Linked DNA regions of Mus musculus: all the other regions are linked to region 2. The links are chromatin contacts, found by POLR2A ChIA-PET in ENCODE. All regions are on one chromosome and are shown on one strand. The core of a region is the stretch at or near the end of the contact, and the rest is flanking DNA. Distances in the headings are between cores, read along the strand shown. Region 1 holds the start of Fzr1 (fizzy and cell division cycle 20 related 1). Region 2 holds the start of Pip5k1c (phosphatidylinositol-4-phosphate 5-kinase, type 1 gamma). Region 3 holds the start of Eef2 (eukaryotic translation elongation factor 2).

Region 1 (2,969 bases), core at 174-2,673, 85 kb before region 2:
AAGGCAGACAGATCTCTGAGTTTGATGCCAGCCTGGTCTGCACAGCAAGTTCCAGGACAGCCAGGGCTACACTAAGAGACCCTAACTCGAAAAACCAAACAGAAGGCCAAACAACACAACAAAACCCAACCCTATTTGGGTTTTTTTTTTTTTTTGGTGTTTTGTTTTGTTTTTTAAGATTTATTTACGTGTTTTATGTAAGTACACTGTCGCTATCTTCAGACACACCAGAAGAGGACATCGGATCCCATTACAGATGGTTGTGAGCCACCATGTGGGAATTGAACTCAGGACCTCTTGGAAGAACAGTCTGTGTTCTTAATTTGTTTAGTGTCATTTACCCAGGGGCTGGCACAGGTGTGCCCATGGGATGGTCAGAGTTACACCTTGCAGGAGTTGGTTCTCGCCCTCTACCAAGTGATCCTGGGTATAAGGTGGGCTCCAGCTGGCTTAGCTGCAATCACCCTACCTTTTGAGCCATTGTGATGGGCCCAACATGTATGGTTTTGAACCTGGACCCTCTTGAGGTTTATTTCCAGCTGTCATCACTTGGGGCTTCTGGGAGTGAGTACTCAGGGACACGATAAATATTTTGGGGGGGCAGGTGTCTAACAGTCGTTCTAACAATGCAGAAGTTGAGGCTGGAGAATTGCTTCCAGCTCGAGGCTAGCCTGGCTAGAGAGAAAAAGGTAGCTCGAAAATTGAAAACAATAAACGCACAGTGAGTAACCAGCAGCGTCCGCGCGCCGAGCGCCATCCGTGGGGTAGTCACTTAACTGTTGAGTGAATCATAGCTTCAGGGGGAAGCGCCCCACTTCTTCCACAAACAGGAGCCACGCCTTCCTCCGCGCCTAGTTACTCCTGTTCTAGTCGTCCCCCCCCCCCATTCAGCCGTGGTCTTCCCCGACTGCTCATCCCAACACGGTTGCCCCGGGCAACAAGTGCCGTCTCGCTTCCTGTATTGATTTAAATCCTGAAGGACGTCCCATACTCCCGAGCTGCTCCGCGCTGGGGCGCGCAGGCGCAGCTGTTTGGGGTGGACGCGAGCACGGCACAGAGTGGGAGTGTCTAGGGGGCGTGCCCGCAAGGGACAGGGAAAGAGGCGGTGTGGGGGCGTGGCCTAGGAGAGGCGTTGGTAACTCGAGGGGCGTGGCTTCAGCACAGGCCACAGGGGGTTGGCGGAGAGATCCGTGCGTGTGGGCCGTGAGCGTGGCTGAGGGCGTGGCTTGCCCACGGAAAACCTTGGCGGCGTTGGGGGGGAGGACCTAGGGGGCGTGGCCTAGGCGCGGTGATGCGCTGGGCGGCGGGGCCGGTCGCGGGCGCGCGCGCGGCCTGCGGGACAGATTGGGGGAGGGAGTCGGGTTGCCACTGAGTTCCGCCATATTAGCTACCGCGGAGGCCGGGGGATTCCCGTGAGCAGCGGCGGCGGGGCCTGTCGCAACGGCGGGGCCTCGAACAGGCGCGGCGTGTTCCTGGGACCGGCGGGAACCGGCGGGTGCCGGCTGGCGACCGGAGCGAGGCAGGTGAGGACACGGGTGACTCGGGGACCCGCCCCCCCAGCCGACCCCTTCCTTCTCTGGGGCTCCAGTGCGGCCTGATCCTGAACCCCACATCCCAGCGACCTCCAGTACCGGCCCCGACCCCGCCAGCTCTCTGAGTCTGTCAGAGTCCTCCATCCCCAGAGCTCTGCTCTGATAGTTGCTCCCCTCGAATCCAGGGCACCACCCGTCTTGTTCCCCCGAACCCCAGAATGCAAACCAGCTTCCCAGATGAGGCCCTGAGTCACCCCAACCCTGAGTCCCCTCACCCGGCAACCTCGCCTTGACCTCGCTCTGTCCATCACAGCAATCATCGCCCAGAGCCTTGTTCAGAGCACGGCTAATGTCCAAATCCAGGCATTCCACATGTTGCAGCTCAGAACCCTAGGTCAGGCTCCTTGCGCCCCCAAATTCAGGTCACCCTTTACTACTTCCACCAAAACCACCCAATTCAGGTGAGGTCCTGAGTCAGATCTCAGACGGTCTGTCCCCAATGACCTCGCCCTGTCACCAACACTCTGTATTCTTTTGAGCTATGTTCCCTTAAATTTAGAGCATTCTGTCTCATGCTGATCACTCAAGACTCAACTGCAAACCATTCATCTGCACCCTGTTGACTTCCAAATGTAAATCCCCCTGCCTCAGATGCTCCCTACATCCAAACTGGGATCTGAGTCAACCTCCAGAGTCCAGGAGTCTCAAATCTGGCATTCCCCAGGTGGGAAGGATTGTGAACTAAATTTGCCGTAAACACCCAGTGGTTCAGCCAACAACCAGGTGTCTCATCTCAGGGGAGACATGGCCAGAAACCACAGACATTCTGTGTCCCCAAATCCACCACGTACCCTCTCAGATCTGAACCTCCACTCTGTGTCTTCAAATGCAAGTCCAGGTCCTTCCATCCTCTATCCCTGATCCAAAGCCATTGTCCCCTACAAAGCCCTTAAATCACCCCACCAACTTCACTTGTCTCCAGCTGTAAGCCTGACACCAACCTCTGTATAGGCATTACCTTCCTACCCCGCTCCCCTAAATTCTCTGCTAATTGAGAGCACCTGGTGGGATGCACTCCTTGTTGAGAACACCTGGTGGGAAGCACGCCCCCTACCCGTCCTGTCTGAGAGATGACCTCATTCCTCTGGCTGCTGAGTCCCAGTCCTAGCTCCTTCCTGCTGTTTGAATGAGGGTGATTCCCCAGTGAAGATTCACCCAGAACAGACACCACCTCTGGCTCTCGGGATCAGGGCTTAGAAAGAAAGGGAGTTGGTGGCTCTAGCTCTCATGGGGCTGGGATGGCATGTGTTGTAAAGATTAATGGAGTTCTCAAGTGTGGATTTGGTACTTGAGGAGTTTAGCCCATGTTTTGTGGTTCAAGGGTCTCTTTGCTTCCTTCGGATAGAGGGTCAGGAGCTAAGTGTGCACTGGAGGAGT
Region 2 (2,996 bases), core at 406-2,905:
ACTCACCAGCAGCTATGGGATTCTGTGTGGATGACTAACAGGACTCTAGGCAGGAAAAGGAACTTCCGGGAGAGACAGCCCCTGGGGGTCAGTCAGGCACAGGTTTGTCCAGAGTTCGGTGACAGACCCTGTCTGCTCCAGCTAGTTTGTCGGCCCCCCTACCCCCCCCTGTGACGAAAGGCTCCATACAGGGACAATGTTTGTGGACTCTGTCGTGGGAACTGAGTGCCCGGAGCAATCAGGTTTATGGCCACTAAGGGCCCTGCTGTCCCCTGCACAATTTCTCCAGCATGGCATGGGACACCAGGTGACAAGCCCAGAAGGGCAGGTGGCTGGAGGCTAGAAGCAGGTTAGCTACCAGGTTCCCAATGGCATAGAAAAAAAAAGCTGAGCGCCTGGGGTTGAAGACCCCTGGCTCCCTGGCTCCTCCTTCCCTCCTGGTCTTCCATGAGGACAGCGAGGGAGAACCTTGGAAGCCTAAGTGAGCCCACAGAGACCTAACTCAGCTGTCAGCCACAGAGCACTACTGAGGGAGCCTAGAGTTCTGTGAATCCAGAAAGTTCCTGTGACCTCCATGGAGAAGGGAGTGTTCTGTTCTCTTTCAGCTGTGCATCCCGACCGCCCTGCATACAGACTGCAAACCCAGAGATGCTGCTCTTGACAAGGAAGGGGACACCAGGAAGCTGGGTGGCCCCACAGGGTCCAGGGAGAAGGGACTGGGAGGTTGGGGGATTGACGGGTCATCTGCTCACCCAGCCAGGACAGAGAAGACACCTCAACATCATTCCTTTATCCTTCCCCAGCCCGAATTTTAGAGGGAGGTAAACTGAGGCCAACATATCGGTGATCAGTGATGTGTAGCAGGGAGGGACCAGAAGGTGACAGTTGCAAGATTGACAGCCCAGCAAAGGGGGTCGCATGGAGGACACACTCGCCCTTCTTTGCCAGGCAGTGTCCGCAAGTGGGGTCCCCCATTAGAATGAGGGTGCTCCAGCATTCCCACACACTGTGGAGAAGCCACTCGCCACACACTCAAAGGGGCAGATATGACTTGCTTGTCTCTATCCCCTGCAGCAAGAAAACGGGTTCCCTCTATCTCCAAACCGGAGGACCGCTTCACTGCTACCGCATGCATCTAAAAGAGGCTCGCTGCATGCACACGCTGCCAGGATAAAGAGCCGCACCCACGCCCGCCTGCAGCTCCACCGTGTCACCCAAGGACCCTAAAATGGGCCGAGCGCTGCAAGCCCCGCATCCCCGGGTGGGGCGGTGCAGCCTCCCCGGCCGGAACGCTGATGCCCCCTCCCCCGCACACGCAATGGGAGAGCGCGTGAACCCCCGTGCCGCGCTTGAGAATGGATCAGCCCGGCAGGCCGCACCGCAGCGCGAAGCAGGCGGTCGAGACCACGCGCCACGGCGGGGGAGAGGGGCGAGCCCATCGCAACGACCAGGGGGATCGCATTACCTGCCGCCGCCCCACTCTCCGCAGACCAGGCCGCTTCCGCCGTCACGGCCCCCGCTTCGGCGCTCTCCGCCTCGTCCGGCACCTCTAGCTCCATGGCCGAACGCTCCGGCGGCGGCGGCGGGCCCGAGGATGCACCCGAGCTCGGCCGCCGCCGCTGAACAACAAGCGCCGCCTGCACTACAGGGCGGAGGGAGGGGGCGGGGCCCGGGCGGAGCCTGGCGTCGACGCGAAGCTCCTAACCAATTGGATATAAGGACTGGGCTTAGGGCGGCACACACTCAAGGGAGTTGCGAGCGCCCTCCGGCGTCCGGTGCAGGAAGAAACGTGTTCACGTGCGGTATGGGGGCGGAAGGCGGGGCCTCAGCAAAGTGAGGAACCTGACCAATTAGGTAGCAGGGGTGGAGCTAAAGTGAAGTACGACTCACCAGCGCCTCCAAGCGTCCATAGAGGGATGAACAGACCAGCTCAAACAAACCAGAGCGTCTGCAGGGGACCGAGATGGGGCGTGGTCTAGAGTCTACTACAGCCAATCGGATATCAAGGGGCAGAGCCTAGACATGAGGCTCAGGGGCACCCTAGGCGGACACTACACGGAGGCAGAGGCAAGCTAATCTAAGACTAGCCTGGTCTACATAGCAAGTTCCAGCCTAGCCAGGGCTACATAGGTGGGACCCTATCTTTGAAAAAACAAAACCCCAAAACTAAAACCAACAAAAAACCCACAACTGGGCAGTGGTGGCACACAGCTTTAATCCCAGCACTCTGGAGGCAGAGGCAGGTGCATCTCCAAGTTTGAGGCCAGCCTAGTCTACGAGATCCAAGAACTCAGAAATCCTCCTGCCTCTGCCTCCCCAGTGCTGGGTCTGAGTTATCCTCAGCTATATATTGATTTAAAGAGACCAACCTGGGCTATAGGAGTGTGGGCGTTAAAGAAATTTATTACATATATTAGAAGTGTATTTTACTACTGTCATTTTATCGCTTTACAACATAAGTTATCAATAAAAATAAGCATATGTCATATTGCAAAATAATAAGATGTATGTAATATATATTGTTTGTTGTGTTTTTGAGACAGACACTCCAGTCTGAGCTTCCTCCTTGCTAGGACAGGCGTGGACCATCCGTTAAGACAATTGCATCAGAAAGAGCGCTTTGGTGTGTGGTGTGGACAGAACTTGACTTAAGCCTGGGCTTCCAAAGTGTGGTCACTGGAGCCCAGTAACAGCACCTTCTGAAAGCGGGTTAGAAGCCTGAATCTGAAGTCTTCTTGCCGCAGGAACTAAGATGGGGTCACCAACTCCTCCAGCGATATGGACACCTGATAAAAGCTGAGATCTCTTTGGGCATCACAGGAAGGAACTAGGTCAGGAGTGCTCGAATTAAGAGGAAGCAAAGTTCAAAAAAAAAAAAAAAACCAAAAAACCAAAAATAAAGTCTGAAACTGGAAAGTCACAAGGGGTCAGGTGTACAGACAGGGAAGTCAATGCCAATAGAGTAGATAATGATCTTGGGTGTGGCTAAAAGGTGT
Region 3 (3,209 bases), core at 380-2,879, 120 kb after region 2:
GTTACAGCTCCCACCCAAGGCTTACCAGACACACAGTCCACCACCACCAGAGCTCCATCGGTGACACGCAAGGCAGCTGTCACCTCTGAAGAGAAGTCCACATGGCCTGGAGAGTCGATGAGGTTGATGAGGAAGCCCGAGCCATCCTTGCTCTGCTTAATGAAGTTCAGGTCGTTCTCAGAGAGCTCGTAGAAGAGGGAGATGGCGCTACGGAGAGGAAGAGGTCAACAGTCCATTCAGCATCTGACCAAGGCAGGCTAGGCAGCACACACAAGCATGTCACAGAGAGGACCCTAAACACGCCACTATTTGTCCACTGGCAGCAAACACACCCGAGTGACACCCAGAGCACAACCCCTCGGGGCTGTCCCCTCACTCACGTGGATTTGATTGTGATGCAGCGCTCCTGCTCATCCTTGCGAGTGTCAGTGAAGCGCGTCTCCCCAGCTCGGGCAGAGGCAATGATGCCAGCCTTGCACACAAGGGAGTCGGTCAGCGTGGACTTGCCGTGGTCCACATGGGCGATGACTGACATGTTCCGGATGTTGGCTTTCTTGTCCATGATGGCACGGATCTGATCTACTGTGAAGTTCACCTGTGGTGGGGGGATGGGCAGCCAGGCTGATTCTGGGAACCCAACTTGGCAGGCATCGGTGGGTCAATAGCACCCCACAGCAGGGGCAGGAACCAGATGTCGGCCCAAGATTGGAGCTGAGCTCACAGTGTGACTCAAACGTACAACCCAGGACCTCTGAAATAAGCATCAAAAGTTCACAGATGTGTCCACAGCTCTAAACAAACGCCGAAACCGACAACTGCGACACTTAAGAGCAAGCCTGTGCTAGAAGACCCTATCTTGAGGCTCAAGTCACATAACCTCAGCACAAGAATTCAAAGCCAAGGTGCACGGCCACCTCGGCACTGCAAAGATGCCGGATTGATTGGGACCAAAGCACGAAAAAACCTCCTCTGCTACACACACCTCTTCCCCAAACCACTGGGTGCTGTGCGCCAAGGTCAAAGCCCGGATCAAAGGCCACAATGCGCCACTAGGCCCAGTGAGCCACTTTCTTAGATTATGGGGACCGGTGCTCACGTGTGAACTCAGATAGAAAACAGAGACGGGGGCTACCGGAAAGGGCCCGGAAGGCGTTCAGCCCACTGGAGGTGTCCAAGGAAGCCAGCCCTACAGGCTGTCACCTCCCGAGGACACCCTCCGCCCGTCACCAGGGGCGCGGGGACGGCGCTTTGCCCGCTGCCACATCACCAAGCACAACCCCTCCCGCAGTCACCCCGGCGGCCGCGGGGAGTTGAAGGACTTCAAGAAAACACCCCGACCTCGGCAGTTGACACTCCCAAGGCCCTCAGGGACGCGCAGATATGGCGCCGCGGCCCGACCACGTCCTGCCGCCCGGGCCAGGGCAGCCATGTCTCTTCCTCCCGTCCCTCTCAGCGTCCCGCTACAGCCACGTCCCGCTGCCCCAGAGATTCGTCTCGGTCCCCGAGTCTAGCGGAGCCGAGGAGACTCACCATGGTGGCGGATGGCGACGGATTCTCAGAGTCAGAGGTGAACAGGGAAGCGCGCCGACGATGGCGGCGGCTGCGGCGGAAGAGACCGCTGACGTCAACGCCCGGCCTTTTATAGGTCGACGCCGGTTGGGTGCGTCACGTGACGGCGCCGGGTGCTCGTCCGGCCGGGTTGGCTAGGAGCCAGCTGTGGACGGGTCTGCGCATGCACAGAGCGCGGTCTTTGGGACTTAACACTTGAACTGCCGTGGGAGTGGCTGCGGCGCGGCCGGGGCGTGGCTAGCTCAGTCTCTGGACCCTGGGCCAAGATCCACGGATGGGTTTTTAAACATAGATTCCTCAGAACACAGTTGCTTACAACATGATTCTTGAAAACCTTGTAGGTCAATAGGAAAAAGACTTTGAAATTCGGACCGGTCAGTGGGTTGTGCCAAAGTTCAATTTCCTGGGTTTGAGACTGTTATGTAATTTGACACCTCTGGGAAAAGCTGGAGAAAGGGACCCTTGAGGCCACAGATTTATTTCTGCAAAACCTTGCTTGTATTTTTATTACACTTTTTCGTTTGTTTGTTTTGGAAACAAGGTCTTTGGATGCAGCCCAGGACCGCACCAAATCATGAAGATCTGCCTTAATCTACTGCGTCAGTGCTCGGACTAAAAGACTGTGCCAACACACCACGCTCTCATGAAACTTTTTTTGTCCGGAGACAGGATCTCGATAGAACAGGCTGGCCCTCAACTGGGTTGGCTGTAGAGGTTGTCCTTGAATTCCTGATCCTCCTGCGGGCAAAAATGCAACAATTATGATAAAACCAAAACAAAAGGCAGACAGTAGTGGTGCACGCCTTTAATCCCAGCATTTAGAAGGCAAAGACAGGAGATCTTTGTTCAAGGCTAACCTGGTCTACAGAGTGAGTTCCATGACAGACAAGGCTAAATCAAGAAACCCTATCTTAAAAACAAACAAAAAGGCGGGGCGTTGGTGGTGCATGCCTTTAATCCCAGCAGAGACAGAGGCAGGCCAATTTCTGAGTTCGAGGCCAGGCTGGTCTACAGAGTGAGTTCCAGGACAGCCAGGGCTACACAGAGAAACCCTGTCTCAAAAAAAAAAAAAAAAAAAAAAAAAAAAAAAAAAAAAACGAAACAAAACAAAAAAACAACAAAAAAGATAGATAGATCAGCACGTGGAGCTAGGCGGGTGGCAGCCAGCTGTCATTCCAGGACTTGGCAGATGGAGGCAGGGTCTGATCTCTGCAGGGAGATCAGGAATTCAAGGCCATCCTTCCTTAACTTACACAGTGAATTCTAATGACATCCTGGGCTACAGGAGACCTTGTTTCAAAAACAAAACATTGCCAAACCTGTCCTTTCTTGGATTTTGTCACTTGTCTCCTAAATTTTTGCACATTTAGACAAGGTTTCATTCAGTAGCCCATAACTCGTAGCCTTGGCTCCAGCCACTATCTGAACAAAGCAAAGAGAAAGTGTGTTTTTCAAGAGAGCCCTCGATGCTGACAGTGCCGCGTGTGTCCAGCAGGAGGCATCGCAGGACCGTGAGCATGGCTGTCCCCGCCTGACCCTGGGTGCGCAGCCTTCTGCACACAATAGATGCTCATTGTTTCTGCGTTCAACTCGTGCAGACGACCCCACCCCACCCCCCGCCCCAGAAACCTTGTTACGAG

The links. ChIA-PET counts read pairs that join two places held with the same protein, here RNA polymerase II (POLR2A).
Region 1: POLR2A ChIA-PET joins it to region 2 with 29 read pairs in Patski. The contact joins the promoter of Fzr1 here to the promoter of Pip5k1c in region 2. POLR2A ChIA-PET finds 5 or more read pairs at or near these places in 4 of 5 experiments (Patski and embryonic stem cell).
Region 3: POLR2A ChIA-PET joins it to region 2 with 17 read pairs in embryonic stem cell. The contact joins the promoter of Eef2 here to the promoter of Pip5k1c in region 2. POLR2A ChIA-PET finds 5 or more read pairs at or near these places in 4 of 5 experiments (Patski and embryonic stem cell).

What each region holds. Positions count from the first base shown.
Region 1 is chr10:81,376,824-81,379,792 of GRCm38, reverse strand. Fzr1 (fizzy and cell division cycle 20 related 1) reads left to right here and starts at 1,423. Exons shown (of 14, transcript NM_019757.1): 1 at 1,423-1,523.
Region 2 is chr10:81,291,622-81,294,617 of GRCm38, reverse strand. Pip5k1c (phosphatidylinositol-4-phosphate 5-kinase, type 1 gamma) reads right to left here and starts at 1,655. Exons shown (of 18, transcript NM_008844.3): 1 at 1,466-1,655. The coding sequence starts at 1,559.
Region 3 is chr10:81,175,051-81,178,259 of GRCm38, reverse strand. It overlaps Eef2 (eukaryotic translation elongation factor 2), which reads right to left and starts at 1,629. Exons shown (of 14, transcript NM_007907.2): 1 at 1,531-1,629; 2 at 381-595; 3 at 26-207. The coding sequence starts at 1,533.